2 separate regions of the Mus musculus genome follow, and region 2 is linked to region 1. A link is a loop called in an ENCODE intact Hi-C map of the cell type or tissue named here. Cell type or tissue: left cerebral cortex. All regions are shown on one strand.

What was found. A loop is a pair of places that touch in the nucleus more often than their neighbours do. Peaks named below come from ENCODE experiments on the same cell type or tissue, not always from the same donor. Only the 100,000 strongest peaks of a DNase experiment are listed, where the experiment ranks them.
Region 2: a loop joins it to region 1, with 2.0 times the contacts of the local background. A loop is called at or near these places in 1 of 42 quality-filtered maps.

What each region holds. Positions count from the first base shown.
Region 1 is chr5:115,357,308-115,361,307 of GRCm38, forward strand. 4930401G09Rik (RIKEN cDNA 4930401G09 gene) reads right to left here and starts at 2,816. Exons shown (of 2, transcript NR_163911.1): 1 at 2,613-2,816; 2 at 1,393-1,825. It also overlaps a transcript of Msi1 not described here. In left cerebral cortex, a CTCF peak has its summit at 1,723; a DNase peak (open chromatin) is centred at 1,739.
Region 2 is chr5:115,536,664-115,540,663 of GRCm38, forward strand. All of the region lies in intron 1 of Pxn (paxillin), which reads left to right. Among named protein-coding and RNA genes, the nearest start is that of Rplp0, 21 kb to the right of the region's middle. In left cerebral cortex, CTCF peaks have their summits at 2,211 (motif pointing left) and 2,411; a DNase peak (open chromatin) is centred at 2,204.

The DNA of each region.
Region 1 (4,000 bases):
AGAGCGGAGCACACAGGGATGAAAGTTCTGAGATGGAATTGGATTTAGATCCTGGTTCTGCTACTTTTGTTGAATAAATCATTTATCTGGGCCTTAGTGTTCTCAGGACTGAATGTGGTTTATGTGAAACACTTAGTATCTTGCTCCGTAAATGACAGCAATTATTTTTGTTGTTGTTGTTGTTTTGTTTTGTTTTGTTTTTCGAGGCAGGGTTTCTCTGTATAGCCCTGGCTGTCCTGGAACTCACTTTGTAGACCAGGCTGGCCTCGAACTCAGAAATCCGCCTGCCTCTGCCTCCGGAGTGCTGGGATTAAAGGCGTGCGCCACCATGCCTGGCTACAGCAGTTATTTTTAATTTTCTTTGTCTTGTTTGTATGTTTGTTTGGTTGGTTGGTTCGTTTTTGAGACAGAGCCTCACTGTGTAGCTCTGGCTATCCTGGAACTTGATATGTAGACCAGGCTGAGATGCAATCCCTCTTGCTTCCCCAGTGCTAGGATTAGATGTTGTGCCACAGGCTGGCTTCTGACTGAGCTAGTATTGATCATCCGCAGTTTCATTCAGTGAAAAAACGAGGCAGGTCCGGGATGTGGCTCAGCAGGTTGAGTGTTTGTTGGTCATGTAGGAAGCACTGATTTTGGCCCCCAAGTCCCTACTATACCTGGGCATCAAGGTGAACAGCAGCAACCCCAGCACTCCAGGAGTTAGGATGGTCCGAAAGGCAAGGTCATCCCGTGCTACACGGCTAGTCTCATCTACATGAGATCTTGTCTCAGAAAGAAAACAAAATCGAATCTGCTGGGCAGTGGTGACACATGCCTTTATTCCCAGCACTCCGGAGGCAGAGGCAGGCGGATTTCTGAGTTCGAGGCCAGCCTGGTCTACAGAGTAAGTTCCAGGACAGCCAGGGCTATACAGAGAAATCCTATCTCGAAAAAAAACACACACACAAAGAAAATCGAATCTAAGGCATGTGAGGATGTGTTTTGCAGTGCTGTGGTGCTGCTCACTGGTGGAGATCACTTTCTGCTCTGGCAGAGGATAATAAAGGGCCCAGAACCCAGATAGTGGGTCAGAACTTTACATAATTCCAGTTCCAGGGAATCCAACACGCTCTTCTGGTCCCCACGGGCACCAGAAATGCACATGGTACATGTAGGCAAAACACTCATATACATAAAATTAATAATGATGTAAAAAATATGGTCACCGGGCAGTGGTGGCACACACCTATAATTCCAGCACTTGGAAGGCAGAGGCTGGTGGATTTTTGAGTTCAAGGCCAGCCTGGTCTACAGAGTGAGTTCCAGGACAGCCAAGGCTACACAGAGAAACCCTGTCTCGAAAAAAAAAAAAAAAAAAAAAAAAGTCTATGAAAATACATTAAATGAGTCCCTACCACATTGTATTTAAACATTTTTTAGACGGAAAGGCTGCCTACAGTTTGTGTAGCTGCTATGCACATGTTTGAGGAAAGCTATATCTGGGCTTTTTTTCTTTTTAAACATTTGGCTATGAATGTATACTATTTGTGTTGTTTTAAAAAATCCTCCCATCCAAAAAAAAAAAAGATCCAAGGCTGTTCAGCTGCTACCGGGATTTCTGTCGCTCTTGTCAGTTCCATAGACTGTAAGTCACATGAGGACAAGAACCCTTTGGGCAGAGTTAAATCAGTCAAAGGACTGGGTAGGGGGTGGGTGTCCAGCACCTGCAGTACCGCTCGCTCCCAGTGGGTGGCAGGCTCCTCCTAGGCGGGCGCCGCCCAAAAGCCTGGGCCAGGGAAGTCCTGCCTTCGACCTTCAACGTGGCTGGTCTCCTCTCAGGTTCCTGGAAGGAGATGGAGGGAGGTGAAACCTGAGAAAGGAATACAGGGAGAGAGGTCGGCTCAACCCCGGGGGCTCTTTCTTCCGGCCTTCTTCTGAGGCTTCTCATCTTCCTCACATTGGTACAAGAAATCTTCAAGGTAGGCATGGTGGTGCTCCCCCCACCCCCACCCCCATTATCCCAGCACCAGGGAAACTAAGGCAGGAGAATGAAGAATTCCAGGCCAAAACACATGCCTTTCATCCCAGAACTGGGGAGGCAGAGACAGGAGAATCTCTGTCAGTTTGAAGCCAGCAGGGTCTGTCACTATGTATAGTGAATCCCTGGGTGCGTGAGGGATGGGAGTCTTCAGTTATTCTAGTCAGGCCTGTTATTCCAACGACTCTATATTCTGGAACAAAAAGATCACAAGTTCAAGGCCAGCTCCAGGCTGTAGATTGAGTGCCAGGCTAGTGTGGGCAACTTGGTAAGATCTGTCTCAAAACAGGAAATAAACGCTAGGCATGTACTTTTAAACGCAGCAATAGAAGACAGAGGCAGAAAGGACATTGCAAACTCAGGGCCAGCTGGGGCTTCGTGGTAAGAACCCGTATCAAAAACAAGACATGGACAAATTACGATTAAGAAGGCTGGGGATGTAGCTCAGCAGTCTGGCAATTGCCTAGCATGCCTGAGGCCCTGGGTTCAATCTCCAGCACCGCAAAAAAAAAAATTTTTAAGTAACAATCAAACAAATAAATAAGTTAGAAAAGAAAAGGAGAAAGGAATTGGGACAAAGCAAAGTGCTTACCTAACTGCACAAGGCCTGCGCTCTGTCTGTCCCTAGCACTGTGATAAAAACAGCTGTGGTAATAAATGCCTGTTATCCCAATATTCAGGAGGCGGGGGCAGGAGAATCAGGGGCTCAAGGTCATTACGTAGCAAAACCAAGGCCAGCCTGGGCTACAGGAGATCCAGTCAGAGAGCTCTGAGAATCCTCATTTCCTGTAGGAGTGGGAGTAGATAAGAAATACGAAGAAAAGTCCCATCCCTCCCCCAGGAACTGGGCACAGAGCAGAAGGCAGGAACCTTTCCTGAAAATCTGCATAACTCAGAACTCACCTGACAGTTGATTTACTGCCCTGCTTGGTATTCCCTTTGATCTTCAGGTGGTGGTGAGTTGTCTGAAGTGGGGGGCAGGGACACACACACACACACACACACACACACACACACACACACTCACTCACTCGGGTTCTCTAACAGAGCTGCAGGCCCTGAGCCACCTCCTCAGCTTTTGGTTTGTTTGCTGCTTCATTGGTTGGTTGGTTGTTCTTTTCTTTTTAATGACTTCTTTGTTTTTATTTCGCGGGAACTGGTGTTCTGCCTAAGTGTGTGTCTGTGTGAGGGCGTTGGATGCTGTGGAGTTGCAGGCAGTTGTGAGCTGCGATGCGGGTGCTGGGGATTGAACCCTGGTCCTTTGGAAGAACAGCCAGGGCTCTAACCACTGAGCAGTCGCCCCAGCCCTGTTTGTTTTTAAGTAAGGGTCTCACTATATAGCTCAGGCTGGCCTTAAATTCCCACCCTTTTGCCCTAGCCTCCTGAGTCTCTCCCTCCTCCTCCTCCTCTTCCTCCTCCTCTTCCTCTTCCTCCTCTTCCACCTAGTTTTTTTCCTAACTTTTATTTACCATCTCTGGTAAGAAATCGAGAGAGCAAGAGAGTGAGAGAGCAAGCAAGAGAGTTCAGTAGTCAGTGCAAGCGGAGATCAGAGGACAGCTTTCAGGAGTTGGTTGTCTCTCGCACCACGTGGGTCTTAGGGAACTGAACTAAGATTTTTAGGCTTCATGTTTTTGTTGTTTTTGTTTTTTGGTTTTTTTTTTGTTTTTTCTTTCTTTTTTTTTTTTTTTTTTTTTTTGGTTTTTTGATACAGGGTTTCTCTGTATAGCCCTGGCTGTCCTGGAGCTCACTTTGTAGACCAGGCTGGCCTTGAACTCAGAAATCCGCCTGCCTCTGCCTCCGGAGTGCTGGGATTAAAGGCGTGCGCCACCACGCCCGGCTTAGGCTTCATGTTTAGTGCCTTAATCAATGACTCACCTCTCACCTCACCCCTCTGTCTTCTTTAATAACCGCAGGTCAGGGATCTGGGCAGTAGCTCAGCTAATAAAGTGCTTGCCTTACAAGCATTCAGACCCCAGGTTC
Region 2 (4,000 bases), 180 kb after region 1:
GCTTGATTGACTGAGAAACCGTGTTCAAGATAAAGGTCTAGGGAGGAAGAGTCTGGGATAGGCATAATGGTCTAGGGGCCTGGGGTATGTGCTGGCCCCACAGATCACCAGGATATTAACCACACCCACTCTCAGCCTTCTGGGTGGAAGACAGGTACACATCCCTTCCCTTAAAGAGACAAACCTGTGTGCTTGTCATCCCTGGTTTCCCTGATTCTTATCTGTGAGCACAAGGGCCTTGTGTCCTCTACACACCAGAATCCCCAAGAAGTAGGCTCTAAGGAATGGACTTGCCAGAGGGAGAGGGAGAGGGAGAGGGAGAGAGAGAGAGAGAGAGAGAGAGAGAGAGAGAGAGAGAGAGAGAGAGAGAGAAAGAGAAAACGAACTTCCTTCTTCCATGTCCTTTATGTCCTTTATGTAGGCTGTGAGCAGATGGTTCAGTCCGGGTTCAGGGTGGATCTTCCCAACCCAGATCAGAATGAGGGACTGGAGAGATGGCTCAGTGGCTAAGAGCACTTCCAGAGCCCACTAGTTCAAAATTTTAAAAACAAACAAACAAAAGTCCAGATTAAAACTGGGTTTCAGGCTGGAGAGATGGCTCAGTGGTTAAGAGCACCGACTGCTCTTCCGAAGGTCCAGAGTTCAAATCCCAGCAACCACATGGTGGCTCACAACCATCCGTAATGAGATCTGATACCCTCTTTTGGTGTGTCTGAAGACAGCTACAGTGTACTTAGATATAATAATTAATAAATCTTTAAAAAAAACAACTGGGTTTCACTGGGCATGGTGGTACACGCCTTTAATCCCAGCACTTGGGAGGCAGAGGCAGGTGGATTTCTGAGTTCAAGCCCAGCCTGGTCTATAAAATGAGTTCTAGGACAGCCAGGGCTACACAGAGAAACCTTGTCTCGAAAAACCAAAAAAAAACCAAAAAACCAAACCAAAACCAAAGCACTGGGTTTCCCACTTCAACCACGTAGTTGAGGGAAAATTCCTCACAGGTGTTCCCCTGCCTGGGTTTTAGTTAATTCCAGTCAAGGACAACCAAGAACAACCGGGTCTCCCTCCAAGGCCTTGTTTTGGGTAGAATGATGCCCTGTCTGCCATCCCAGCACTGGGTATGACATTTCTTTGTCCTTAGAGTTGTGGGTCCTCTAGTACAGAGCTCCTGCCTGTTCAGCACCTCCCACATGCTAACTGTGCCGTGATTTGATCCCGGTGCCCAGTAGGCACTTGATGCCCGTTTTCTTGTTTGATCTGAACCCTAAGCTTAAAATGATGACATTCCTGGAAACGTGGGGCAGGCAAGACAGCTGAGGCACAGGCCCCTATCCAGGCAGTTCATCCAGAGAGCAGACAGCCTGTCTGCAAATCCCCAAGTGCAGGCTGTAACATCCAGCCACCTGAGGAATGGCTGGGGCCCCAGCTCCGGCCGCAGAACCTGAACCACCTTGGGTTGGACCTGGAGCTCACCGCTCTTGGCACCTGTCCAGCGCCAGGACTCTGCCTTTTGACAGATTGTATCACATGCCTAAGATGTGGCTGGGGACAGCTAGAACAAAGGGGCACCGCTTGGGAAAGAGCTCTGCATGGGCATAGGGTGGGAAGGCTTCGCCGATTCTCCCCTTGGCTGTCCTTTCAGTGGGGGTTGGGATGGGTGGAAGGGAGTTCCGGGGTGCTTACTATCAAGTCTTGACAGCCCAAGTCCAGTCCCTGGGCGCCATATGGTACAGGGAGGGAACTGACTCCCCGAACGTTGTCTTCTGGCCTCGACATGTGGGTGCCCTTCCTCCTCCAGTAATGGGACAGTCCTGCCATTGAGTGCTGGGCTCCAGTGCAGGTTCCTGGCTTGAAGGTGGTATTGCCTCAAGCTGTAGCCCGAGCAAGGTACAGCTATAAAATGGGGTGCCTGTGCCCTGCATTTGCAGAAGAGATAGTGGAAGCTGACTGAATGTGTCCCTCTGGGTCTGTGGAGCTTGAACTTCATGCTACCCTTAGATTGCACCTCCAGATGTCCCAATTTGCATGCCCAGGGTCTTGGCACTCAGGCTGGTTTCCGTGCCAGCTCTGTGCCGCCGGCTCTAGCTTCTCTGAGACTGAAACTTCCCACTGTGCCTGGGGACTCCCTAGTCTTTCCCTAGCTCAGCAAGAAAATTCTGCGGTTGCACGAGGTTACCCCTGGTAGCAGGAAGGTGATAGACCAACGGCTCCCTCTGGTGGTGAGCAGCGGAAGGCCCGCACGCTTACTCAACAGTACACAGCACTGTGAGTTTTGCCATCCATACCCAGGGCTGCACAGACCTGCCCTCCCGCCCCCCCCCCCCCGTGATTTTTGCTTTCCCCCTCTAGTGGATTCAAGCTTTTGGTTCGGACTTTAGTTGAAATGGTGTCAAGCCTGGACCCAACAATTTAGTGGGGTGATGCTGATGCACTCTGAGGTGCCCCAGCTCTGGGCCCTTTAGTCTGTGAGAAGAAGGACACAGGTGGTGATGGATCTTTGTCTGACCTCTGTATGTACTAAAGGATGGGGCCATTGAGGCGTGAGGTGAAGGAGTTTCTAACACCCCTTGTATATTTAGAGCTAGTGAAAGGTTGTAGCCACGGCTGAAGCCTGGGGAAGCCTGGCAGGTAGGGAGGCTGCTTTGTGAAGCCTCATCCTGGCTGTGTTTACTGAAGCCAGGGGAGGAGTTTGCTGGGTTTTGGGGGCTTTAGCCTTTAACAGCGGCCGATGGGACCGCTAGGCTAGGTGTCTACAGCACAGGACCCAGAGCCTCAGAGGCTGTGTTTAGGTGGCCTCCTGTATTGCTGTACCAACTAGTGAGGGGCCCTGGGGCACGGGGACTACAAGTCTATTCAAGCCACAGGTAAGGACTAAGTTAGGGTACAGAGAGAGGAGGAAACCTTGTCGGAGGCTGTGCTTGGGTAAAGTTCCGCTCTCTCAGGTAGGCAAACGTTTAGAGGAAATTGGGAAATCATTTTTTTTTTTTTTTTTTTTTTTTGGTTTTTGTTTTCTGAGGCAATGTTTCTGTGTGTAGCCCTGCCCTCCTGGATCTTGCTCTGTAGACCAGGCTGATCTTGACCTCAGATCTGCCCGCCTCTGCCTCCCAAGTGCTGGAATTATAGGCGGGTGCCACCAGGCAGGGCTTTGAATGCTCCTTTCTTACTCTGGGGCTCTGGCCCAGACTGTTTTCATGGCTGCATCCGGTTCTACGAAGGAGGGTCTTTCTCTAGATGTCACAGAGTAATTAGGTCTGGTTTGGCAACTGATGCATTTTGGCAACTGTTCGTGGGCCAGCCCTTGTAAATCTCACTGATACTGCAGGGTAAGAGTTATTTACAAGCCGGGCGTGGTGGTGCATGCCTTTAATCCCAGCACTTGGGAGGCAGAGGCAGGGGGATTTCTGAGTTCGAGGCCAGCCTGGTCTACAGAGTGAGTTCCAGGACAGCCAGAGCTGCACAGAGAAACCCTGTCTCGAAAAACCAAAAAAAAAAAAAAAAAAAAAAGAGCTATTCACAGCGAGGGCTGGAGGGTCGGATAGCTCAGCGGGTAACAGCATGTGCTAGGCGAGCCTGACATCCCCAGCTCCCATGTAAACCTGGACAGTGGTTGTATCTGCAGCCCCAGCACTGAAGCTGACATCCGCAGTGAAGCCCCTGTCACAGACAGGAAGCGGGGCATGGGCTCTTGAATGTAGTCCTCTGATCTCCATGCTCACGTGCAAAGTACACACAAATAAATAATCAACAAAGATAAGTATGAAGATTGTTTTTACGTGTATGGGTGTTTTGCCTGCGTGTATGTAAGTGGATTAAATGTATGTGGTGCCTGCAGTCTGAGAGGATGTTGGATTCCCCCTGGCATGAGAGTTACAGGTGGTTGTGAGCCGCCTCGTGGCTGCTGGGAACTGAACCCAGGTCCTCTGCAAGAGCAACCAAGAGGTTTTACTGTGGAGGTGTCTCTCCAACGTGGACACTTGACTGATTAGACTAGGCCTTC